5 separate regions of the Homo sapiens genome follow, and regions 2, 3, 4 and 5 are each linked to region 1. A link is a loop called in an ENCODE intact Hi-C map of the cell type or tissue named here. Cell type or tissue: dorsolateral prefrontal cortex. All regions are shown on one strand.

Evidence for each region. Peaks named below come from ENCODE experiments on the same cell type or tissue, not always from the same donor. Only the 100,000 strongest peaks of a DNase experiment are listed, where the experiment ranks them.
Region 2: it touches region 1 in a loop (2.8-fold over the local background); 31 of 110 quality-filtered maps call a loop at or near these places.
Region 3: it touches region 1 in a loop (3-fold over the local background); 5 of 110 quality-filtered maps call a loop at or near these places.
Region 4: a loop joins it to region 1, with 2.5 times the contacts of the local background. A loop is called at or near these places in 14 of 110 quality-filtered maps.
Region 5: a loop joins it to region 1, with 3 times the contacts of the local background. A loop is called at or near these places in 20 of 110 quality-filtered maps.

Annotation. Positions count from the first base shown.
Region 1 is chr20:3,673,765-3,678,764 of GRCh38, forward strand. ADAM33 (ADAM metallopeptidase domain 33) reads right to left here. Exons shown (of 22, transcript NM_025220.5): 3 at 3,303-3,379; 4 at 1,263-1,341; 5 at 1,009-1,085; 6 at 740-929; 7 at 455-520; 8 at 300-371; 9 at 1-147. Among named protein-coding and RNA genes, the nearest start is that of ADAM33, 5.7 kb to the right of the region's middle. RefSeq lists enhancers at 3,373-3,975, 4,579-5,000. In dorsolateral prefrontal cortex, CTCF peaks have their summits at 3,041 (motif pointing right) and 3,240; a DNase peak (open chromatin) is centred at 3,047; H3K27ac peaks cover 1,425 bases; H3K27me3 peaks cover 1,944 bases.
Region 2 is chr20:3,852,282-3,857,281 of GRCh38, forward strand. MAVS (mitochondrial antiviral signaling protein) reads left to right here. Exons shown (of 7, transcript NM_020746.5): 2 at 2,277-2,460. The coding sequence starts at 2,344. Among named protein-coding and RNA genes, the nearest start is that of MAVS, 7.9 kb to the left of the region's middle. In dorsolateral prefrontal cortex, a CTCF peak has its summit at 2,972 (motif pointing left); a DNase peak (open chromatin) is centred at 2,970.
Region 3 is chr20:3,817,207-3,822,206 of GRCh38, forward strand. It overlaps AP5S1 (adaptor related protein complex 5 subunit sigma 1), which reads left to right and starts at 3,341. Exons shown (of 3, transcript NM_018347.3): 1 at 3,341-3,552; 2 at 4,896-5,000. The coding sequence starts at 4,912. RefSeq lists a silencer at 2,865-3,144 and enhancers at 3,141-3,844, 3,385-3,724. In dorsolateral prefrontal cortex, CTCF peaks have their summits at 1,358 (motif pointing left), 3,087 (motif pointing left) and 3,288; DNase peaks (open chromatin) are centred at 1,335, 2,655, 3,115 and 3,595; H3K4me3 peaks cover 2,104 bases; H3K27ac peaks cover 4,317 bases.
Region 4 is chr20:3,746,922-3,751,921 of GRCh38, forward strand. It overlaps HSPA12B (heat shock protein family A (Hsp70) member 12B), which reads left to right. Exons shown (of 13, transcript NM_052970.5): 8 at 1,296-1,470; 9 at 2,311-2,397; 10 at 2,829-2,933; 11 at 3,048-3,306; 12 at 3,883-3,986; 13 at 4,590-5,000. Among named protein-coding and RNA genes, the nearest start is that of HSPA12B, 17 kb to the left of the region's middle. RefSeq lists enhancers at 1,872-2,424, 2,425-2,975 and a silencer at 2,849-3,078. In dorsolateral prefrontal cortex, CTCF peaks have their summits at 2,998 (motif pointing left) and 3,199; a DNase peak (open chromatin) is centred at 2,969; H3K4me3 peaks cover 1,548 bases; H3K27me3 peaks cover 1,140 bases.
Region 5 is chr20:3,779,177-3,784,176 of GRCh38, forward strand. It overlaps SPEF1 (sperm flagellar 1), which reads right to left and starts at 2,272. Exons shown (of 7, transcript NM_015417.5): 1 at 2,003-2,272; 2 at 488-599; 3 at 20-176. The coding sequence starts at 2,111. CENPB (centromere protein B) reads right to left here. Exons shown (of 1, transcript NM_001810.6): 1 at 4,675-5,000. RefSeq lists enhancers at 2,166-2,460, 2,422-2,571. In dorsolateral prefrontal cortex, a CTCF peak has its summit at 2,429 (motif pointing left); DNase peaks (open chromatin) are centred at 112 and 2,335; H3K4me3 peaks cover 897 bases; H3K27ac peaks cover 1,599 bases.

The sequences.
Region 1 (5,000 bases):
GTGGGGCCGCTGCGCCCACAGCCCCCGGCGCCACTGCAGGAAGGCCCAGAGCGTGGCGTTGGCGTCCTGCGTGACGCGGCTGCGGTCCCGCTCGGTCCACACCTCCAGGCCGGTCAGCGCCACCTGAATGTCCAGAGTCCTGAGAAGCTGAGGGCGAGGCGGGGCTGAAGCCGGGACAGGGCGCCCCATCGCGCCGGTGGTCCTTCGTGGGGCGCCCTTCCTCTTCCCCAAACCCCACCAGCACCTGCCTGTCCTGCCGCCGCCACCCCCATCACCGCTCTCTCCCCGCCGCCCCCAACCTGGTCCACGTAGTTGGCGACTTCCAGGAGACGCTGTTTGGTGTGGTTCAAGTTTCGGTGCCGAGTCAAGAACTGGGAAGGCAGAAATCCCGGTGGCTTGAGGGGCTGAGCTGGCCCCATCCCTGACCCCGCCAACCCCTGGGGTCTCTCCTCACCAGGGTGTGGTCTGCCACAATGTACAGTTCCAGGTACTTCCGGGTCCTGCGCGCTTCTCGCCTGCCCTGCGGAGGTGCAAATGGGGACCCTGAGTGGAAGCTGCTGGGCTTGAGCCCTGACCACCAATCCCAGCTCCCAGAAGGAAGTTTAACATGTTTTCTGGAACTTGTTTCTTCAGACTTCAATAAAAATACTGGGACTCGAGGCCTGTGAATTCCCGTCTCTTCTGATTTGGAGGGCTATAGATACAGCATTCCCACTCCCATCCGATCGATGCCCCTGACCCTGCTCTGGGGACCACCAGGAAGGCTGGTCATGCCCGCTTTGTTCCCAGGATCCCTGTGGCCACAGGTTCCTTTCCAGGTGAGCAGCTGCTCCATCCGAAAGATCTCGTGGGTTGAGAAGTCCTTGGAGCCCCGGGGTGGCCAGGGACGCAGATAATAGCTGGCATTCCTGCTGAGGGTGATCAGGCCACTAGGGTGCAGAGGGGTAGGAGCGGGTGTGAGGGAGCTCTTTCCCCATCCCAGGCCCAGCCTCCTCTCCCAGAGCTCACCTCATCCCAGAGCAGGTGCAGAGGACTACCCAGGAGTCGGGGAAGCCCCTTACTCGCCCTTGGTAGTGGCAATGATCCTAGGGAGGAAGGGGCCAGCCCCAAATCTCAGCCAGGGCTGGAGCAAGAGGGGCAAGAGGGAGGGTGTGGTAGGGGCTGGCTCCAACCGCCCCTTAGGAATGCAAGGAGGAGTAGGGGTAGGAATGGTGGGGGGGTACCTCTGGCGGTGCATCCCAGAGCCCATGGAAGCATCTCACCGTGTGGTTGGGGGCCAGCACCACTGGCTGCCCATCTGGGCCGTAGTGGGTTTCTATGTATCCTGGGGCCAGCAGCCTGCTGAGAGGGGGTGTTACAGGGAACACTGAATTCAGCTTCCTCCTGCCTCCTCCAGGATGTCTCCCAGCCTTCCTCCCTAAATGCTAATGGAGCAGCTTTATGAGTGAGACACTCACAGTGTGTCTTAGGGAAGGGACAGGAGCAATGGTGACTTGCTCAGATCAGAAACTCTTGGGGCTAGAGGAAGGAGCCTTGGTGATGGCTTAGTTGTGGGAGGTGTGAATATGGGAAGCACCAGGGAGGACGCCGGGGAGGAGTGGGAATAGGGGAAGAGTTTGTGGTTCCCAGGGGACCTGCAGCAGGCAGCAGGATCCACAGGATCGGGAGGGGAGGAGTCAGGAGACACTGCCGAAGAATGGGACTTGGAGTTGGGGAAATGCGGTGACCTCCCCCAGTTCCCCTGCCTGCTGCCCTCCTTTGTTGGGCATCTGGTCGACCCTCTTGCCCCCACCTGCCCTAGATCCTTGAAATATTTTCCTCAGACTTCTAGACCCCACATACCTCCCACCTGTCCTTCAGTGATTGATGCTCACCCCCTGCCTCCAGAGAAAACAGAATCGCCACCTGCCCACGCTGCTTCCACCCTCCCTGCCTTCTCCACACCCACTCCGGTAATGATTCCATCTTCAGGCTCCATCTCAACAGGATCTTTCCCACACGGATGGATCAATCATAAGTCAATCTGTCTTCTTTAAAGAAAATCCTTAACCCAACCTCACCTTGGCCTCATTACCTCCAGACCACCCGCTAATGATGGCTGCTTCCCCCCTCCCAGGCATTCCACCACCTGCCCCAGCTCTGCCCCCTACCCCTGCCCCACACACACCCGCCACCCTAGGAGGTAGGTGATGTGACCACCCCATTGAAAGGGTAGGGACGTCGGGAAAATATGGTTGGGCACAGTGGAACTAGAGTTTGTTCCCTGTCCATCCGACTCCACGAGGGAGAATAAAATACGTGTCAAGTGCTCAGAACAGCGCCTGCGGTCAAGCACTCAGTAGGTGATATATACTGATAACATAATCTGGGTGGTTTTAAGAGCCTGCGCTCCAGCCCGGACACCCACCCCACCCAGCCCAAGGCACCTTCCTGAGCACAGGTCTGCCTGTCCCTTCCCCAGCTCAAAATCTTTGGCTCTGGATGGTCCAGGACACTGAGCACCAAAATGGCCTTCTGTGATCTGGCCCTCCTGGGACTCTCCAAATTCATTCCCCCCTGCTCCCCTCCCTGTAGATGGAGACCTTCCAGGCAGGTCAGACAAACTGCTGCCCCCAAGTGTAGCCACTGCATCTTTTTCTTTTTTCTTTTCTTTCTTTTTTTTTTTCTTTTTCTTTTTTTTCTCTTTTTTTGAGACGGAGTCTCACTCTTTGCCCAGGCCGGAGTGGTGCAGTGGTGTGATCTTGGCTCACCACAACCTCTACCTCCGGGGTTCAAGCGATTCTCCCGTCTCAGCCCCCTAAGTAGCTGGGATTACAGGCGCCGCCACCACGCCTGGCTAATTTTTTGTATTTTTAGTAGAGACGGGGTTTCACCATGTTGGCAAGGCTGGTCTCAAACTCCTGACCTCAGGTGAGCCGCCCGCCTCGGCCTCCCAAAGCCACCGCATCTTGGTCCCTGCCATTCCCTTAGCCTGGGGTGCCGGCTCATCTTTTCCCTCTAGGATTTCTTTAGACTCAGCATATCTTGCAAATGTCCACTAGGTGGTGCTCACTCATCGCCAGCAGGGAGCTAACAAGCCGCTCCTGGGGTTGGGAGGGCGGAGGTGCCCCACAGCGGGGCTGACAGCCTCAGCGGTCCTCTTCAGCCTCCAGGGAGCCAACCACAGGCCTGCGTGACTCTCCCTGTCATCTGCACCCTCTCTGGGGTCCTCTGCCCATCCAGCCACCCGCACAGATCTGTGTCAGTCCCTGCCCCCCAACACTGATCCCCTCCTCCCAGCCCTACCCCAGCCTGGCACTCACTGGTTCTTCTCCAGCTCAAGCAGGAGCTCCTGGCCTTCAGCCTCCAGGGCCACCAGCCCCATGTCTGGCTTCGAGACCTGGGCAAGAAAATGTGTGGAGCTGAGATGGTGGCCTCCAGGCCTCCTGCCTGCCAGGGAGTAGGTGGCCTGTGGAGCCGGCTGGGGAGGAAGTTCTTGGGGAGAACGTGGGCTGGGGAGTCAGCAGGACCCCCCACATACTATGGAGGGCGTGGAGGAGGTGAGAACATACAAAGATGTTCCCAAACTCAGGATGTTTGCAGTCCTGACAACAGCCACTTGGAAGGGCGTTGGCACAGCCTGCCAGGCACACCAGCATCCTCCCTAGAGACCAGAGGTCCCAGAAAGGTGCCCCTCCCCTGGCCCGCCCTCTTCTTTCATGCCCAGAAGGGGCATCAAAAGCAGGGGAAGACAGAGGGGTGCTGAGGACATTATGGGGGCATCGGGTAGCCATGGTCAGGGCCTCCTCAGAGCCTCTGCTACCTGAGGCTTGTTTCCAAATGAGCTGCTGCTCATTCCCTATAGAATTCAAATTTGACTCCTCCACTTCCAATTTTGGCAAACTGCTCCCTCTTCCAAAGTTTTCCTGGGCCTCCAGCAGCCCCCGTCCCTCCGGCTCCGACACCTGCTTCACTGGACCCACGAAGTAAACATGGACGCCATTCCAGCCAAGAGAGCACACTGGCTCTCAGCTAGGTGTCAGGAGGCTGGCTTGGACGGCCAGCCCTCTCTCCTTCCCCCACCCTCTTGGCGTCTCCCACCCTGTGGGAACACCCCACTTCCCCCTTGTCCACTCAGCCTGGCTGGGGGCCCAGAGTTGGAGCCGGCCCAGGAGCTTCCTGGGAGGCTGCTGCGCCTTCGGAATGTTTAACCCCCGACTCCTTTTCTCCAAAAATGCACTGGCCTGGGGCCCTGTCCAAGGGTCTCAGAGTCTTTGGAGGGAGTTCTTCCTTCGCAAGTGGGGAGCAGATGGTCCTTGCCTCCCTGGCCACAGGCCCCACAAGGCCTCCAGCATGAGCTCATGAGGCTGGAATGCCACTTGCTTTATTGGGGAAAGGTCTGCACCGGGAAAAAGGCCATACTCGAGGTCCCTGTTCCTCTGCAGCCCCTGCTATCTTTACTCTTGCCCTCCTGGTACCCTGCCCCTTGATATATACCCCTCATCTTGAAATGTGAGTGTTTCCTGCCTTTTGGAGGGGACACCTAGCCTCTACTCTTTCTTCTGTACCATCTTGGCAGGCTTCCTGGGGGCAGGGGCCCACCGGTGGGGGAAGCAGAGCCCCTTTGGGGCTCTCCTCTTGGTCACAGCCCAGGCCAGACAGACAGGGAGGCCCAGAGGCAGAGTGACCCCAGTGTGTGTCCAGCCTTCCCCTCCTGGGGATGGGGAGGGCAATCTCAAAGCTCAGGCCAGTGCCGTGCTTGACCAGTGGAATGGGGGCCTTATGGGCCTAGGGGATCCCAGTGAGGGCCCTGGGTTGGGAGCTGCTGGGTCTCTGGGGGCCTCTCAGCCTTCATGGCAATGCTCCCCTGCCTTCCCTCTTGCTGGATTTGGACAGTAGGGCTGAAAATTCCAAACAAAGAGGGCTCTCTAGGAGGGGCAGGGGTGTAGCCAATGGTTTAAAATCGTTCAGACCTTAGTGGGTCTCAGGCTCCCAGCCTAAAGAGCTGTGTGACCATGGAC
Region 2 (5,000 bases), 180 kb after region 1:
CCGTGCCCGGCCTATGTGTAGCAGGCTTTAATGGTGGGCCTGCAGCCATGTCATGGAAAGAAGCTGACCTGAAGATCTCAGTTCTTTCTTCTTCTACTAACTAGCAAGCATACCTCAGTTTCTTCTTTAAAGCGGGATGATCCGATTATTATCATGTTGGGGTTCACTTTTTATTTTTTCAGTGTGTCCCAAAGCAGCAGCACGTTTAGGTATAGCCCTCTTGCTATCAGCTTGAGGGCCTTAGAGCCAGGAAGGGAGCCAGGACATTTATAGGCACAGAAACTAGGGTCACATACAGATCCCCCCACCGCATGTGCTAGGGGTACATGCAGACCTTCCCAGTGCTGACCAACCTGCAGAGAAGAAATGGGCCCTAGGTATTCTGGATCTGATTCTTTTTGGTCTTCAATTATTTTTATTTTTATTTTTTTAGAGACAGGGTCTCGCTGTGTTGCCCAGGCTGGCCTCGAACAGCTGGGCTCAAGCGATCCTCCTGCCCTAGCTTCTTGAGTAGCTGGTGGTCATCAATTCATTTTTAGCAAATTCTGCAGAATTTTTTTTTTTTTTTTTTTTTTTGAGACGGAGTCTCACTCTGCCGCCCAGGCTGGAGTGCAGTGGCGTGATCTCGGCTCACTACAACCTCCGCCTCTTGGGTTCAAGCAATTCTCTGTCTCAGCTTCCTGAATAGCTGGGACTGCAGGCGCCCGCCACCATGCTTGGCTAATTTTTTTGTATTTTCAGTAGAGACGGGGTTTCACCATCTTGGCCAAGTTGGTATTGAACTCCTGACCTCGTGATCCATCCGCCTCGGCCTCCCAACGTGCTGGGGTTACAGGCGTGAGCCACCGCGCCCGGGTTCTGCAGGAATTTTGGAGAGACTCAGGCAGTAATAAAATAGGATGTTTACAGAAATTAAAGATGGCGGCCGGGCGCGGTGGCTCACGCCTGTAATCCCAGCACTTTGGGAGGCCGAGGCGGGCGCATCACGAGGTCAGTAAATCGAGACCATCCTGGCTAACCCCGTGAAACCCCGTCTCTACTAAAATACAAAAAAATTAGCCGGGCGTGGTGGCGGGCGCCTGTCGTCCCAGCTACTCAGGAGGCTGAGGCAGGAGAATGGCGTGAACCCGAGAGGCGGAGCTTGCAGTGAGCCGAGATCGCGCCACCGCACTCCAGCCTGGGCGACAGAGAAAGACTCCGTCTCAAAAAAAAAAAAAAGAAATTAAAGGTGGCTGGACACATTGGCTGGTGCTTGTCATCCGAGCTACTTGACAGGCGGAGGCAGGGGGATCGCTTGAGGCCAGGCGTTTGAGACCAGCCTGGGCAGCATCATGAGACCCTGTCTCTAGAAAAAATAAAAAAATTAGCTGGGCATAGTGGCGCAGGTTTGTAGTTCCAGCTACCGGGGATGCTGAGGCGGGAGGATTGCTTGAGCCCACGAGTTCGAGGCTGCAGTGAACTATTATTGCACCACTGCACCCAACTTGGGTGACAGAGACCCCATCTGTTTGTTTGTTTGTTTTTGAGACAGAGTTTCGCTCTTGTTGCCCAGGCTGGAGTGCAATGGTGCAATCTTGGCTCACCGCAACCTCTGCCCCCAGGTTCAAGCAATTCTCCTGCCTCAACCTCCCGAGTAGCTGGGATTACAGGCATGCGCCACCATGCCCAGCTATTTTTTTTTTTTTTTTGTATTTTTAGTAGAGACGGGATTTTCTCCATGTTGGTCAGTCTGGTCTCCAACTCCCGACCTCAGTTAATCCCCCAAATTGGCCTCCCAAAGTGCTGGGATTATAGGCGTGAACCACTGTGCCCAGCCCGAGACCCCATCTCTTAAAAACAAAATAAAACAAAACAAAAACGGCCAGGTGTGGTGGCTCACACCTGTAATCCCCAAACTTGGGAGGCCGAGGCGGGTGGACCACTTGAGGTCAGGAGTCTGTGACCAGCTTGCCAACATGGTGAAACCCCATCTCTACTAAAAATACAAAAATTAGCTGGGCATGGTGGTGCGCACCTGTAATCCCAGCTACTCAGAAGGGAGGCTGAGGCAAGAGACTCAATTGAACCCAGGAGGCGGAGGTTGCAGTGAGCCGAGATTGCCCCACTGCACTCCAGCCTGGGTGACAAAGTGAGACTCGCTCTCAAAAAAAAAAAAAAGAAGAAATTAAAGATGAAAGAAAACAAACATTCCAAAAAGTTGAGAAAGAATTGCCTTTTGTCCAGCCCCACTCCCAACCCCCCAACCCTGTTGTAATGTGTGATCTGTTTTCTTCCAGTCTCGTTTCCTCTCAGTCCATCCACCCTTCATGGGGCCAGAGCCCTCTCTCCAGAATCTGAGCAGCAATGCCGTTTGCTGAAGACAAGACCTATAAGTATATCTGCCGCAATTTCAGCAATTTTTGCAATGTGGATGTTGTAGAGATTCTGCCTTACCTGCCCTGCCTCACAGCAAGAGACCAGGTGAGCAAGGGAAGTGACAGCCCGACACTGGCCTGGGGGCAGGGCTGTGGAATTCAAAGCTCAGCCCCATCCTAGTTCCTCACCCAAGCCTGGGCTGGCTCCTTCCTTCTTCCTCTTGCTGTGTCTTGCTCCTTGTCCTTGCTGCTTTTCTTTTTTTTTTTTTTTTTTGAGATTGAGTCTCGTTCTGTCGCCAGGCTGGAGTGCAGTGGCACGATCTTGGCTCATTGCAACCTCCGCCTCCTGGGTTCAAGTGATTCTCCTGCCTCAGCCTCCTGAGTAGCTGGGATTACAGGTGCGTGCCACCACGCCCAGCTAATTTTTTTGTTTTTAATAGAGACGGGGTTTCACCATGTTGGCCAGGATGGTCTTGATCTCTTGACCTTGTGATCCGCCTGCCTCGGCCTCCCAAAGTGCTGGGATTACAGGCGTGAGCCACCGCACCCTTGCTGCTTTTCTAACTTTTGGATGGAGTGTGGCTCAGGGTGGCGTTGCTGACTTCGCCGAGCTCCCCCTTGTGTTGCTTTTGTGCACTGCTCAAAAATATGGCGCTGGCTCTCTGAGATTTCCTGGCTCTGGTCCACTTGCCCACTTTTTTTGGAACCTCCTATTTCCTTCATCTCTCTTGCCCTTCCTTGTCCTGCTCAGTTTTGATTCCATTCTCCTTGTCATGGGGCCCTGTCCTGGCACGGAGCTGGGACTCAGGTTTGAGAGCTGGCAGGATCAGGGTCGCTCTAGCCCCAACAGAACTTGCTGCAGGCCCCTGGCACTCACTAGCTGGTGAAACGGGCACAACCCCTCCCCGTTGTAGCTGCTGTTCTCAGATTGGACCCCTGTGCTCCAGAGGGTACCTGTTGGCTCTTTTGGGGCCTCCTGTCCTCAGATTTCTCAGGAGCCCCATTGTTGTCTCCGCTGTCCTCCCACACAGATCGCATTAGTATGCAGGTCTGTTTGGAGTTTGCTCCTCCCTCTTGTATTTTGGGGTTTATAGGGATATCTTGTTTTATAGTAAATATTTTCTGTGGGTTTTCTTTATTTTCTTTAAAAAATTTTTTTTTGAGACGGAGTCTCGCTGTGTTGCCCAGGCTGCAGTGCAATGGCATGATCTCAGCTCACTGCAACCTCTGCCTCCTGGGTTCAAGTGATTCTCGCGCCTCAGCCTCCTGAGTAGCTGGGGTTACAGGCGCATGCCACCACACCTGGCTGATTTTGTATTTGTAGTAGAGATGGAGTTTCACCATGTTGGCCAGGCTGGTCTTTATTTTTATTTTTGAGACAGAGTCTTGCTCTGTCACTCAGGCTGGAGTGCAGTGGCACGATTTTTTTTTTTTTTTGAGACGGAGTCTCACTCTGTCGCCCAGGCTGGAGTGCAGTGGTGTGATCTCGGCTCACTGCAAGCTCTGCCTCCTGGGTTCACGCCATTCTCCTGCCTCAGCCTCTTGAGTAGATGGGACTACAGGCGCCTGCCACCATGCCCGGCTAATTTTTTGTATTTTTAATAGAGACGGGGTTTCACTGTGTTAGCCAGGATTGTCTCGATCTCCTGACCTCATGATCCACCCGCCTCGGCCTCCCAAAGTGCTGGGATTACAGGCGTGAGCCACTGCGCCCAGCATTTTTTTTTTTTTTTTTTTTGAGATGGAGTCTCGCTGTGTCTTCCAGGCTGGAGTTGCAGTGGTGCCATCTTGGGTCAACCTCTGCCTCCTGGGTTCAAGCAATTCTCCTGCTTCAGCCTCCTGAGTAGCTGGGATTACAGGTATATGCTACCACACCCGGCTAATTTTTGTGTTTTTAGTAGAGACGGACTTTCACCATGTTGGTCAGGCTGGTCTTGAACTCCTGACCTTGTGATCCTCGGCCTTCCAAAGTGCTGGGATTACGGGTGTGAGCTACCGCACCTGGCTATTTTCCTTTTTCTAAAAATCTAGCTCCTGCAGGATTCTGTGGGTTTTTGTTTCTGCTGTCTGGTTGCTTGTTTTTATGTGAGAATTCAGGTAGACATAAAAACTCTAGGGCTGGGCACGGTGGCTCACGCCTGTAATCCCAGCGCTTTGGGAGGCCAAGGCGGGTGGATCACCTGAGGTCAGGAGTTCGAGACCAGCCTGGCCAACATGGCGAAACCATGTCTCTACTAAAAATACAAAAAAATTAGCCGGGTGTGGTGGTGGGCTCCTGTAATCCCAGCTACTCGGGAGGCTGAGGCAGGAGAATCGCTTGAACTCAGGAGGCAGAGGTTGCAGTAAGCTGATATCACGGCACTGCACTCCAGCCTGGGCGACGGAGTGGGACTCCGTCTGAAAAAAAAAAAAAAAAAAGAAACAAAAAAACTCTGCAGCCACTGTCATCTGCCCACAATCTCCCCAGCATTCTCAGCTTCCTTGTTTGTTATTGTCGGCCCCCTCTCTTTCCGTCTTTTGCCCCTTTCATCATACTTTTGCTATCTACCTTTTCCTTCTCTCCTAATCCAAACCTTTCTTTTTGCCCTGGGGGCCATATTAATCCAAGGCTTTTGTATCAGATTAACTGGGTTTGGATTCCTGCCC
Region 3 (5,000 bases), 140 kb after region 1:
ATCTCCTGACCTCGTGATCCACCCTCCTCGGCCTCCCAAAGTGCTGGGATTACAAGCGTGAGCCACTGCGCCCGGCTATCCCATTCTTATCTTCCAGTTTAAAGGCAGACTTCAAAGTAAAATCGTTTTAGTGGAATTGTCACAGCCATTGTTAAGGTTTTAATTGAATTTAGTATATAGAAAAGTGCATATATCTTAAGTGTCCAGCTTGGTTAATACTTACAAAGAGAATATACTCATGTAATCACCACCCAGATCAAGACTTGGAATGTGACCATCTCCTAAAGCTCCATGCCTCTCCAGTCATTGCCTCCCTGGGATAACCACCATTCTGACTTGTAACAGTGCAGCATGGCTTGCCTAGATTTGGACCTTTTATGTTAATGGAGTCACATGGCATGTACACTTCTGTGACTGGCTTCTTTCACTGAACATTGTGTCTGTGAGAGTCACTCATGTTGTGTATCAGTAGTTGTTCTTTTCCATTGCCCTATACTATTCCACTGTACGAGTATACCACAATTTATCCATCATTCCATAACTGATGGATATTTGGGTAGTTTCCAGTTTGGGACAATTAAGAGTAAAGATACTGGCCAGGGGCGGTGGCTCATGCCTGTAATCCCAGCACTTTGGGAGGCCAAGGCGGGCAGGAGTTCATGAGGCCAGGAGTTCGAGACCAGCCTGGCCAACATGGCGAAACCCCGTCTCTAATGAAAATACAAAAATTAGACAGACGTGGTGGCAGGTGCCTGTAACCCCAGCTACTCGGGAGGCTAAGGCAGGAGAATCGCTTGAATCCAGGAGGCAAAGGTTGCAGTGAGCCGAGATCGTGCCACTGCACTCCAGCCTGGGTGACAAGAGCAAGACTCCATCTCAAAAAAAAAAAAAAAAAAAAAAAAAGAGCAAAGATACTATGAATATTCTATTTGTGTCTTTTGGTGAACAACAGCCCTTATTTCACTCAGGTACACATCAAGAGTGGCGCTGCTGGGTCATGGAGCAGTGAGGTCAGCATGAGTAGCCACTGCTGGGCTTGCTGTTTTAGATGATGTCTGAGCTAGCAGGCATAGACATTCCCAATGTACCCAGAACAGACTCTCAGAAGCATGGGTTGGACCCAGGAGAGCCCAGTGGCCAAGGAAAAGGGATCTCCCAGGGCACACCCACAAGCAGCCTCCAGCAAAACCATCAAGCAAAACCCCCACTCCCAGTAGGCTGAGGAAGCCCTCCATGCTGTCACCTCCATCTGGGTCTCCCACTGTCCTCTGGGAGTAGTAGCTCAAGCCAGCCTCCCACAGCTGTCTCCTCCACACACCTCACATGAGGCCAGCCCTCTAGTGGTCAGAAACTTGGTGTTGACTCACTGCCTGAGGAGTGGACAGAGGCTGGGAAACTGTGTTCCAGATGCCAGGTGGCCCCCAGCAACCAGAGCCCTCTCCTTGCTAGCTCTCTGCTGTAATCAGCTGGCAGACACCAGCCCTGGCTGAGAGCAATAGGGACTGGGGACCAGGAGCTGTGCCAACATCACTCCCCAGCCTCGTAGCTGAGGCCCCACAGTCTCTGGGCTTGCCGCAACACCTGCACACACATTTACGTGTTGTCACATGCTTTGGCCAGGCCCTGGCCACCTGCAGCTTCCCTTCAGTCACCTCCTAACCTATCCTGGGTCCTATGGCTTAAGGGGCCCAGAGTGCACTTTCTCAGGGGGTGCTGGCTCTAGGATCCCTGCCTGGGCCACCCTACCCTGTTCTCCTTTCTTGTCACCAAAGAGCGTGTTCAAGCCGGCTCCAGTCCTGTGTTGTGCATGGCCCTGGGGAGTGGAGATGGAAGCCATCAGCACTATTGGTGAGACCTGATTCACAGGGGTGCAAAGGCCGCAGCTGAATGCCAACGGGCAGCCTGAGCAGGAAGGCTTCCTCCCATTTTGTCTGAGTATATATCTACAAGGTCAATTAAAAGGACAGGAAAGGCCAGGCGTGGAGACTCACGCCTGTAATCCTAGCAATTTGTGGGGGAGAAGCGGGAGGATCACTTGAGCCCAGAGTTCAAGACCAGCCTGGGCAATACAGTGAGACGCTAACTCTACAAAAAAATTTAAAGTAGCTGGATGTGTTGCCTGCCTATAGTCCCAGCTACTTGGGGGGCTGAGGTAGGAGCATTGCTGATGGGAGCGGGCAGCGAGGCTGCAAAAAAAAAAAAAAAAAAAAAAAAAGCCGGGAAAGGGAATTCTAGGCTGGGGGAACAGTCAGTGGGGGAGGCTCCGAGGCACATTTGGGGGACAAGGCTGAAGCCATTCACATGCCAAGAGGTAAAGGAGGTGCAGCTTCATGGTCGCGGTGGGGGTGGTAGTGGTGGTGGTGGCTGGAGGAACACATGCAAGTCAGGCAGTGAGGCCCAGGCAGGCCTTGTGGGGCCCCCAAACACCAATGGGCCAAGCCTCCAAGTTGGGGCTTTTACGTAAGGCTCTATAGGGGTTAGCGCCAGAGTGCCCCTTTCAGGTTTAAGGTATAAACCTCTTCCCTGTTGTTTTGATGGCCTCCAGTCAAGAAGGGGGCTTGCTGGTCAGCCCTACTAAGCGTTCGCCCTGGGCGACACTCTACAAGGTTTTACTGGGGCCCAATGAAATTGACAGATCTGCCAGGGACACACACTGAGAGTCCAGAAGCAGCGTTCGAATCGTTCTGCGCCGAACCGAGTGACAGCATTAAACCGCTGCAGGAACCCACAAATTCAGAATCTGCGCAAAATACACATATTTGTATTTAAAATCCGCGCAAAATACCCATGTGCCTAAATACACATATTTCCCTCCAAAGTCATAATTTCCGGGGGTACAGCCCAGGAATGTACATTTGAACTGGTGCCCCAGTGATTCTCACGCATGTTGGCTAGATAAGAACTCAGCCGCAGCCCGTAGCTGCGCGGCCCGGCCTAGGTCCACCCGCCGCCCGTCCCGGAGCCTCCTAAGGCCGCAGGCGACGCGCCCCGCCCTCCGGGGACAACTAGGCCCCGGCCTTTTCCGCAGACTCCGCGCTCCGAGCCGCGGCGCCCCCTCGCGGCCGCCGGGGTCGGCAGCCTGGGGCTCCGCTGATCTAGGGCAACGAGCGGGGGACGCTTCGAGCCCGCAGCGAGAGTGACCAGCATGGTCCCTGCCGGCAGCTCGGGGCCGGAGGGTTTTGACTGCAAGGCCAGCCCACGCCGAGGGTCCAAGCATCGGGATATGCCGCCAGCACCTGGCTGCTGCAGCACCGCGCTGGACATGAGCGCTCCGCCCAACCCGACGGCGTCAGCTGGCGCGCGCGCCCGCGACCGACGTGCGCAGGCGCCCACGGGCCGCGCAGCCGCCATTGCTCTCCTGCCACGGAGGGGAGCGCTTGGTGGCAGTCCGCGGGCCCGGACGGAAGGCTGAGGCGACGCCTCGACGACAGCGGACCGGAGCTGCAGGGGCAACACATTCAGGGCGGGGTGCCCCATTTAGGCCTGGCTGACCGGAGTAAGAAACTACAACCCCCGAAGTGCCTTGCGCCTCAAGGTTACGGAGGCAGTGACGTAAGCTGTCTTGACCGCTACCATTTCTCTAGTAGAGGCGGGACGCGGCGGCGCGGAGTGATGACGCGCTCTGCTGGCGGCTGGAGGGTTGCGGAGGTCAGCAATTGGGTGCTGGGCTCCGGTTCTCGAAGTGCCTTTGCGAACCTGCTATTTTACCAGTTTAAACTGACGGTCTGTTTAGCCTTAGCTACAGATACCCACTGACTGTGTACCCGCCGCCTTTCAACCCCCGGGCCGGCCACTGAGCCAGCCAGATAACCATTACTATTATTTAGTTTCTATTTTGAAACAGTTTCAGGTAACTCCTGTATGCACTTGGATGAGATTCACAAGTTGTAACCTCATTTGCCCCATTTACCTTATTATTTCCTCTGTTTTTCTCTCTGCCTTTTTTCTTCCCTGGACCAAGTGAGTTAGTTGCAGATATGAAATCCTGTTTCCTCTATATTTAGAGGCCCATCCGTGTTTATTTTCTAAAAACAAGGACGAGCTCCTGCATTCAAAATCGGGTAACATTGGTCAAGACTTTTTCTGACCCATAGTCCATATTGAAATGTTTTTAAAGTTTTTATTAGTGTCCTAATAATGCCCTTTATGGAAATTATCCTTTTGTTTTTCTTTCTTTTTTTTTGAGACAAGAGTTTCCCTCTGTCGCCCAGGCTGAAGTGCAGTGGTGCGATCTCGGCTCACTGCAGCCTCCCCTCCCGGGTTCAAGCGATTCTGTGGCTTCAGCCTCTCAAGTAGCTGGGGTTACAACCATGCGCCACCATGCCCGGCTAATTTATTTTTAGTAGAGATGAGGTTTCACCATGTTGGCAGGCTGGTCTGGAACTCCTGACCTCAAGTGATCCGCCCACCTAGACCTCCCAAGGTGCTGGGATTACAGGCGTGAGTCACCACACCTGGCCCAAATTACCCTTTTCTTGGTCCAGGACCCGATCCAGGAGTACACGTCGCATTCAGCTATCTGGTCTCTTCAGTCTCCTTCGGTCTGGAGCAGCTCCTCAGGTTTTCCATGACCGCATGACCTTGACGCTTTTGAAGATACCTGTTGTTTTGTAGAACTAGGTTTAGGGTGGTCTGAGATTTTTTTTGTTTGTTTGTTTGTTTTTCTTTTTTCTTTTTTTTTTTTTTTAGTTTATGCCTATTCTGCTTATGTATGTCTGAGATTTTTTATCACTGGATTCTGTTATGTGATGTTGTTCAGATGCTGTTATTCAAAGTGTTCAGCCTCACTGGCCTCTGGATACACTCCCAGACACTGCCAGGTCAGCCCCTTCCTGTGGTCGCCTCTCCTGCTGGGGTTCACTCTCACCTTACCAATGTCTCTGGCTTCCCTGTAGCACCCACCCTGGAGCCATGGTCCACGCCTTCCTCATTCACACCTTGAGGGCCCCGAATACTGAGGACACGGGCCTTTGCCGAGTGCTGTACTCCTGCGTCTTCGG
Region 4 (5,000 bases), 73 kb after region 1:
CAACACTCACAGTGGCAGGCAGGGCACCCAGAACATTCACTTCACTTGGCATCAGTATTTTGAGGGACACCCCCACCACCGCCCACCTTTGTTGGTTCTTGAGCAGGGGAAATAGGACTATGAAATAAAGGGAGGCGATTCTAGCCAATGCATACAGGTCTTCCTACCACTGAGATGCTCAAAGGTCTAGAGCAAGGAGTTGGGGGGGGCTCCCGTGGAGACAGAGAGGGCATAGCCTCAAGACTCATTGCTTGGTCGTAACCCTAGAGCCTTGGATACAGACCCTAAGCTGTCCAAAAGGGATCTCAAGCCTGCCTGTGGACACCCTGGAGGGACCCCCAATCCTCCCATACCTATGGGCCAGGCATGACCCAGGGCCAGGTCTGTAAATGTCTACACTTTTCACTGGAAGGAGCTAACCCTGAGCACAGTGGACATCCCTGTGCAAAGATCAGGACGGAAGCAAGGCTGTCCCCAGCCAGAACAAACACCTGCTCCCCCAGCGTCCCCTTGCCTATTTTCCCACCCTCCTTCTCACGCTGTTCCCTGGCTGCTCAGGAAAGTCTGGCCCTGGGTAAAAGTCTCCATTCACACCCTTATCCCTCTCCCCTATCTGGTCAGAATCTGGGGAACCCTACAAAACCATAATATACTTCCCACAGGGATCCCCTACCCTGAAGGAAATAACTCCAGATCTCAAGTGTTTTTCTCCACCCAACTGGCCTGTCTTGGTGCCTGGAATTTCAGCTTCCTCCCTGCTGTATCAGATTCCCTGGGAACAAAGTTCTCCTGGAAGTGGGGTGGCCTATGGCTACCGTCTGACACCAGCCTAGTGGAGAAAGAGGGTTCAATGAGCTAAAAGGGCTCCCCACCACCTCCTCTGAGCCATCACACACCCCCACATTGTGCTAGAGTCTCTGCCAATACCCCCAGCCAGCGCTCAGCTGGCCGCTTGTACCTGTGAAGGGGAACCTTGCTGCAGCCCCGCTATCTTGGGAAATTTGAAGGGGCAGATCCCAGGGGTTCTAGGTCTGCATTCTGTCTAGAGTCTTTTCCTGCTGGGCAACTTCTTGGCATATTTGGCCAGGGCCATTCCCTCCCCAGCCTGGTCACAGCGTGGCTATGAGGCAGCTCCAAATTTGTGCAGCACAGAGGGGCCTGAGAGGCCTAACATGGGTGGGGTGTGATGGAGGAGGAGGTGGGAGCCCCACAGGCCGCGGTTCCCCACCTCACAGTGCCATCTTAGGTGTGACAGCCCACAGTGCTGCCTGACCCTGCCCACCACCCATCCCCAGGCTGGACTAGTGTCCCGAGAGAATGCAGAGCAGCTACTCATCGCCCTGGAGCCCGAGGCCGCCTCGGTATACTGCCGCAAGCTGCGCCTGCACCAGCTCCTGGACCTGAGTGGCCGGGCCCCAGGTGGTGGGCGCCTGGGTGAGCGCCGCTCCATCGACTCCAGCTTCCGTCAGGGTGAGCTGCCCCCGGGGACACCACCCACCCCTGGAGGGTCAGAGGGTCACTGAAGCCAGAAGCTCAGCCATGTCTAGTATGAAGGGGAGAGGGTACCCACCCTGGAGGAGCCCAATTTGAGCAGGCAGAAACATGGCTGGTGGAGCCTGTCTGAGGAAGGGAGGCACAGCCCTGCCCAAGGGCAACCTCGTCTCAGGGTGGGACATGCCCTACCTAGGGCAGCCCAATCTCAGGGTGGAGATTTCACCTTGCCCTAGGGGAGCAAAGTCTGAGGAGGGCAGGACTCCGCCCAGCCCTGAGTCTGAGGGTTGGGGGAGACACAGACTACCCCAGGAGGAAACTGCTGGGGTACTGACAAAGGAGGAAGTCAGCCCACTGCATCAGCTGTCCCCTTCACTCCCCTCATCTTCCCCGACACACATCAGCCCCAAGCTCCTGCTGCCAGGACCAGGCACCCAGGCCAAGGACAGCTATGGTCATCCTCCCAAATGCCATCTCCCAGGGCAGGGAGAAGCCCTAAGTCCTGAGTCCCCTCTGAGACTCCAAAGACCTACCTGCCTCCGCTCCTCCAAACCCCTCTAACCCTGATTTTGCCATGACCTGAGACCTCCTGCGTTAAAGGAAGGCCCTGTGTCCATAAATATTTCCCCACAGCTGTTGGATACAGGGTGGGAGTTTGGGGTTCAGGATTGCCCTCTCCCAGTCAGGAGCAGGTTGGAGTTTCAGGAGCACTGGCTGCTCCCAGTGCCCATGGAGGTCCTGGGCAGGAGGATGGGAGTTGAACGCCATAGCTGGAGCACCTCCTTCTAATCTCACTCCCTGCTGTCTCCTGACCCCCAGCTCGGGAGCAGCTGCGAAGGTCCCGCCACAGCCGCACGTTCCTGGTGGAGTCAGGCGTAGGAGAGCTGTGGGCAGAGATGCAAGCAGGTAGGGGGAAAGGGGGACGGAGTGTTATCCTTGGCCCCTACCGGGCACCATATACTGATGGGGGGAAGGGCATGTTTGCAAAGCCCGTCTCTTCCTCCTCCATTCGCTGTACCCAACCTGGCCGTCCCCTCACAGTCACCCGCACCCCCACCCCACTCACAGCGGCGCCCCTAACTCCCACTCCTCCAGGGGATTCTCCGCGGACGCTCGGGTGGAGTTGCAGAGCCTCTGGAACCATTTCTGCCCCACACCCTGCGCCCATATGTGGTGGTCTGAGGTTCAAGCACCTGAAGCCCCTCACGTCCCTCCCCCGACCCTGCAGACAGGCCTTGGGACCCGGGGCAGGGCTGGAGGCTGGGCGAGGCTGGAGGGGGCGCAGGGCTGAGGGTGCGAGGCCGCCCACGAGTGTGTGCCCGCGCTCGCCGCCGCAGGAGACCGCTACGTGGTGGCCGACTGCGGCGGAGGCACCGTGGACCTGACGGTGCACCAGCTGGAGCAGCCCCATGGCACCCTCAAGGAGCTCTACAAGGCATCTGGTGAGTAGCCAGGCGGCGCCCCGGTACCCAGCGCGACCCGGGCTCCGGCCCCGCCACTGCCCCCTGGCGGCCCGGCGAGCGCTGACGCCCTCTTCGCCCCCTGCTCCACCCCAGGGGGCCCTTATGGCGCGGTGGGCGTGGACCTGGCCTTCGAGCAGCTGCTGTGCCGCATCTTCGGCGAGGACTTCATCGCCACCTTCAAAAGGCAACGGCCGGCAGCCTGGGTAGATCTGACCATCGCCTTCGAGGCTCGCAAGCGCACTGCTGGCCCACACCGTGCAGGGGCGCTCAACATCTCGCTGCCCTTCTCCTTCATTGACTTCTACCGCAAGCAGCGGGGCCACAACGTGGAGACCGCTCTGCGCAGGAGCAGGTGGGTCCTGAGCCCGCGGGCTCAGGCAGGGTTTGCCGACCCGGGAATGACCGTGCACTGGAGGGTCCCGGGCCCCAAGGAACGGTGGGGGTCTGCCTGATTCATCCCACATATACACTAAGCCAGCAGGGCGTCGGGGTGGGGCGGCGGGGAGCGGCGAGTGAGTGCCCCAGCCCAGCAGGCTCCACCCACGGAATCCGCAGCCCGAACTGGGGCAAGACAGAGAATCATAGCGGGGAGGCGGCAATGCCTATCTCCTCCCAGCCTTCTCTACACCCCCACCCCGGGCCCTGCGGGCCCATGCTCCTCGGTTTCCCTGCACCAAAGCAAGGGGAGGCCCCTCCCAGGACCTCGTACCTGGAACCTGGAGCAGGCTGGCAACTAAATCCTCTGAGTGAGTAGGGTGGAGATAAGGGACTAACATCCCGCAGGTCCAGTCCTCCAGACACCACGTGCAGTCGGTGCCCAGGCACTTCTGCCTGGAGGCAGAGGTAGAGAATAAGGACCACGGACCCCAAACTGGGGCAAGCAGCTGGGCCCTGACCGATGGATATTTGCCCCTTTCACCACCAACAGCGTGAACTTCGTGAAGTGGTCCTCACAGGGGATGCTCCGAATGTCTTGTGAAGCCATGAACGAGCTCTTTCAGCCCACCGTCAGCGGGATCATCCAGCACATAGGTGAGCACCTGAGCTTGGTCCCCCACCCGCCCCTACATGAACAAACAGATGCAGAATAATTCCCCCCCATCAGTGCCTAGATACCTCCACACATCCATACACTGTGATGAGACCTAGAATCATCTAGAACACCTGCGGGATGAAGTGCAGTGGTGATTAAGAGCTAGAGGGTTGATATGTAGTCTTGCCAAGGCAAAAAACTTCTGGTGCCTCAGTTTCCCCATTTATAAAATGGGGTGATAGTATTGGGTTCTCAAAACGTTATCACAGGGATAAAATGAGCTGAAGTACCTAGAGTGAGCACAATGTCTTGCACACAATGTCTAGGTGTTTAATACGTGTAAAATGCATATCCTTATCTCTCGTCCTCCACGTCGTGGTGGGAGAGAAGTGGGGAGCGTGAGTGTTGGGGAGGCGAAGCCCTCGAGGACTCCCGTGAGCTCTCAAAGAAAGTGCTCAAATGGCTACTTTCTAGTCGCCAGGTAGGTACAGGCTAGGGAGGGGAGGCGCCGGTGGCCGCCTAGTGGTGGCCTCAGTGGCTCTCTCTCCCCCGCCCCTTCTCCTCTGCCCCCTTCACCCGCGTCCCCCCGTCCTGTCCCGCAGAGGCCCTGCTGGCACGGCCGGAGGTGCAGGGTGTGAAGCTGCTGTTCCTAGTGGGCGGCTTCGCCGAGTCAGCGGTGCTGCAGCACGCGGTGCAGGCGGCGCTGGGCGCCCGCGGTCTGCGTGTCGTGGTCCCGCACGACGTGGGCCTCACCATCCTCAAAGGCGCGGTGCTGTTCGGCCAGGCGCCGGGCGTGGTGCGGGTCCGCCGCTCGCCGCTCACCTATGGCGTGGGCGTGCTCAACCGCTTTGTGCCTGGGCGCCACCCGCCCGAAAAGCTGCTGGTTCGCGACGGCCGCCGCTGGTGCACCGACGTCTTCGAGCGCTTCGTGGCCGCCGAGCAGTCGGTGGCCCTGGGCGAGGAGGTGCGGCGCAGCTACTGCCCGGCGCGTCCCGGCCAGCGGCGCGTACTCA
Region 5 (5,000 bases), 110 kb after region 1:
AGCTGGAGCGGGGTGGCACCTGTAAGGAGCCGGCGCCCTGCTTCCTGCGCCTCTGCCTCTCCTCCAGGCGCTGCCTCAGCGGGATGAGCACCAGCTCCACCACGCCTGGGGCGCACTGCGCGATCTTGCGCATCACGTCATCCGGTACTGAAAAGTTCAGCCTCTTCAGTACCTTCCTGAGGGGTAGACATTGGGATAGCAGATTGGGTCCTGGGGAAATGAAGCGAGGGGATGGGGGAGAGGGAAGGGGGCATGGTGGTTGCTGTTCTGAGTGTACAGCCCTGGGGGAGTGAAAGCGCATCGCATCTGAGCTTCCTTGTGTGGGTGTTCCGAGGTTCCTTGCCTCCTTCCTAATAGAAGAGTCTCTTGATTTTGTAATCGGACGAATTCTGTCTGCGTTGACCCTCCCCACCCTGCCACCAAAACAGTCTCAGCCTGGGCAACCAAGACCATAGGAGATGATGGGGCTGCACAGGTATTCTGCTACCTGTTCAGATGACCCCAGTTGCTGAGCTTCTGCTGGAGAGAGTTGGCGGGGACATAATTGTGCATCTCCACCATCTTGGGGAAGTAAAACTTGATGACCTCTGCAACAAGGACTGAGGGAGAGGGGAGCAGACATGGAAAGTGGGGGCATGGGTAAGGAAGGAGGAGGTGAGAGAAGGTGGGGGTGGGAGAATCAGGCATGGCAGAGTGGTGGAACCCAATGGAGGGGTGGAGATGCGGAAAGGGGAAGGATAAGGAGGGAGACAAAGACATTAAGATTAGTGATAGGTAGAGGAGACTAAGTCTCCAGCATACCTCAGAGGAGCTGCATCCCTTCCCCACTAATTTAGGAATGGGAATACTGAGTCTCTGGTCCTCCAGTAGAGAATGAGTCAGCCAGTGCAGGGGCTCACACCTGTAATCCCAACACTTTGGGAGGCTGAGGCGGGTAGATCACCTGAGGCCAGGAGTTCGAGACCAGCCTGGCCAACATGGTGAAACCCCATCTCTACTAAAAATACAAAAGTTAGCCAGGTGTGGTGGTGCATGTAAACCCAGCTACTTGGGTGGCTGAGGCAGAAGAATCGCTTGAACTCAGGAGGTGGAGGTTGCAGTGAGCTGAGATCATGCCACTGCACTCCAGCCTGGGCGACAAGAGTGAGACTCTGTCTCAAAAAAAAAAAAAAAAAAAAAAGAGAATGAGTCTCCAAGAGAAGCTTTCAGGAGCCCAGGGAATTCACATGGATGCATGATGCACACACACACACACACACACACACACACACACACTCCAACACCAAAGTTCCAGGAGAGTAAAAGACTCACGTAAGCAGAGACACATGTGATAAGATCCCCCTACACATAGATACATAGGGCAGAATGTGTAGACACATAGAACAAACACATGCTAGACACACATAGGCACACATGTAGAACACACATAGACAGAAGCACAAAAAGCCACATATGCACACAGCCTCCCCAAATATACAGATACAGAGATGCATAGAAGTACTTGACATGAAAAGATGACAGATAAGTATTTCTGTCATTGAGATCCCAGGAGACATTCCTAGAAACACAAACACCTTCACAATCACAAAGAAACACATGCACACAAGACCCCCCCAAATACAAGACTAAACATGTCAACACATATGAACACACACATGCTCAGACTCCCAGAAGACATAGAACACATAGCAATGAGTGAGCACATACAGAAATGCATAAATACATATGCAGACACATATCTTAATCATTAATGTCCCTGGAGGGAGTTAGAGGCACCCCCCCCAACATGCACACAGGATAGAACATGTAGACATACATATATGGACACACATCGTTCACACACAGATGCAAATAGAAAACAAGCACACACATCTAAAATTTGAAGTCCCAGGAGGCAGATTCCTCCCCACTCCCACAAGCACACAAACACAAAGAGTTTGCACAGAGACCCGTTACACACGAACATACAGGACAGAACATGCAGACACACAAGGGCACACACCTCCATCGCTAAAGTCCCGGGAGAGGTTTCGCTTGGGCCGGGACAGAGGGATGTTGTCTACCCACAGGTACAGCTGGTGCAGCGCCTCCTCGTCCACGCTGCTCGCCATTGGCGTCCTCACGGCCTGGCCGCCCCAGCGGTGCCGGGTCCCGCCCCAGCCTCACGACCCTTCAGGCGCTTCCTTTCTCGCCACTGCAGAAGCCCATAACTGCCTCTGCCTGCCTAATCCAGAGACTCACGTCCCAGCTGGGAGCGGCCATATTGTTTTCTGAAACCATGGAAACCATTCCCGACTCTCCTGGGTACAAAGACTTCTGGGAGTTGTAGTTTTATCCCCTCCCCGCTACCTCCTCTCAGGCCCGAGCTTTGAAAAGGCGGTTAGCTGCCCTTGTCTTCTTCCCAAGAAAGCATCACTTCTGTGCCCACGCCACCTAGTGACCAGCCACTCATCCATTTTGGGACCAGCCAAAGCCAACCAGGACCCCAGAATTCCTGCATCTGCACCCCTAGGGTGGGGATCCCCCTTCTTGGCCCTTCAGCCCTTTAGTCCCAAGTGAAGGGAGCACTCCAGTGTTGGTCAGCTTTATTTGGGGGTGCGTTGTTGATAATCTGCCACCCAAATGGATTGCGTGATACAACTGCTTCCTGCTTCGTCCCTCTCCAAAAACTCTATGCTCATGGGGCCATTGCCACTCGCCCTTCCCAGCAGTGTTCTAGTGGGGTATTTAATAGGTAACCCAGACTCCCAGGGAGAACACCAGAGTTCAAGGCCAGTACCTTGGCAGGTCATTTAACTTCTTAACTCTATTTCCTCCTTTGTGAAATGACGATGGTTCTCACTTATTTGTCCCAAACCCCTCATCACCCGTCAATGAGCTATTCTTCCATGGATTAGAAATTCATTTCAGGCAGGGCACAGTGGCTCATGCCTGTAATCCCAGCACTTTGGGAGGCCGAGGCGGGCAGATCACCTGAGGTCAGGAGTTCGAGACCAGCCTGGCCAACATGGCTTTCGCCCCGTCTCTACTGAAAATACAAAAAAAAGTTAGCCATGTGTGGTGGTGGATGCCTGTAATCCCAGCCACTGAGGAGGCTGAGGCAAGAGAATCGCTTGAACCCGGGAGTCAAAGGTTGGTGAGCCAAGATCATGCTATTGCACTCCAGCCTAGGCGACAGAGCGGGACTCCATCTCAAAAAAAAAAAAAAAAGAAAGAAAAGAAAAGAAAGAAACAAATTCATTGCAGTACCCATAAGGGGGTTAGGAATATGGGTCCCTCCTTAGTGAAGAGGTACTTCTAGAGTCAGGATGAGAAGAGAGTTTGACTAACGGCATGGCCTTGGGCACCTGACCGGACCGCTGCCTGGTTTCTCATGGCTTTACCTACCTTATAGGGGCTTTGTGAGCATCTAAAGCATTTAGCACAGAGCAGGGGCCCTATTAGTATCAGCTGGTACTATCATTAATGAGACAGTCTCAGTTCCAGCAAGAACTGTTCTTTTTCGCAGGAGACAAATGGAAGTAATTCGTCTTGTTGGAACCTGCGGTGAGGTAGCTGGGTTAAACAGGAGCACCTGGGCAAGCAGGCAATGCTCCTCCTGCTCACTCGAGAGCAGGTGGGGCTTCCTTGTGGCCTTCTGGTCTCCAACTCCAGGGCTCGGATTTCGGGAGGGAAGGTGGTGGCAAGGGGGATCCCAACTACTTTTTGTTGTCACTTCAAAGCCCTCAAGGCCTGGAGGGGATTCCTGAATGCCAGAAGTAGAGGCCAAGAGTGGAAGTCACCCCCATTTCTTGTTTTAAAGTCATATATAGTGGTCTTGATTTTCCATAAGGGGCCATAACCAGGGCAGGCCAGGGACAAGAGATGAACTGGATACTCCCCCATTAACATTCCCAGTGTTGGAGAGGAGAAACTTGGTGGTAAAGGTGGGCCGGGGATGGGAAGGAAACACAGAAGTGATGTGCCAGCCTCAGGTGAGGTGGGAAAACCGGTTTGGGGCCCAGAGCTGCCAGCCATGCTCAAGCCCAGGCCCTCCCTTGGTTGGAACTGCTGGGGCCTGAGGGCCTCAGTGAGGAGGGGTAGGGAGGGAGGGGCTGGCTCTGAAAGGAAAAAGGGTAGGATCAGCAAAGGGACCTGACCTCACCTTTGTACTGGGGGCCCCCTGGAAGGCACTGCACAGGGAGTTACCAACCATCCTCTGCCTCTTGGGGGTGCAACCTGTTCCTAGCAATTTCACCTTCCTCCTGCCACTGTGCCTAGAGGTGGCCACCAGGCTTGGATATGCCAATCACTGAAAGGCCTAAAGGGCTCCCTCTTAAGGCACCAAAGGTAAACCAAAGGGTGACCTATATGCCCCTCCAAACTCCAATCTGGACCCCAGAAGCTGCCCCAACACTCCTTTCTTTCTGTCCTGACCCCACTCCTGCAAAGGCCTTCAAACCAGCCTCGGTAGGCCTAGTCCCCACGTGCATATTGATTTGCCCCCAGAGACTGATGGCTCCCTCCTGCCCCAGCCAAGTGACCCCAAGCTTGAGGTCTCCTCCTGCCCCTCTTCCGGTCAGGGCAACCCTCTCAACACTTGCCTCCATGTCCCACCAGAGCAAGGACCAAAGAGAGCCAGGACGAATAAGTCCCCCAAGACAGACGCAAGCCCAGACCATGAAGGATGCACCCTTGGCTGTTAAAACGTTCACCCCCACAAAAGGGGAGTGGACAGATTTATTGAAATCAAACTGGGAAAGGAGCAGCTGGACGGCTGGACTCTGGGCCCAGCCCCAGGCCCCTCTGCCCAGGATGGGGCCCTGCCAGAGAGGGAGGAGAGGCATGGGGCCTGCAGCTGCCCACAAGGAAGCGCCCTTGGTTACTTCCACGGTGGGGGGCCTCTTGGAAACCTCCAATCTGGAAAGAAAACCAAGGGCCAAAGTCACATGGACAGGGCCAGAGAAAGGGACTGGGGAGGTGGAAAGCAGGCAGAAGCAGGCTCAGGAGCCCGCAGTGAG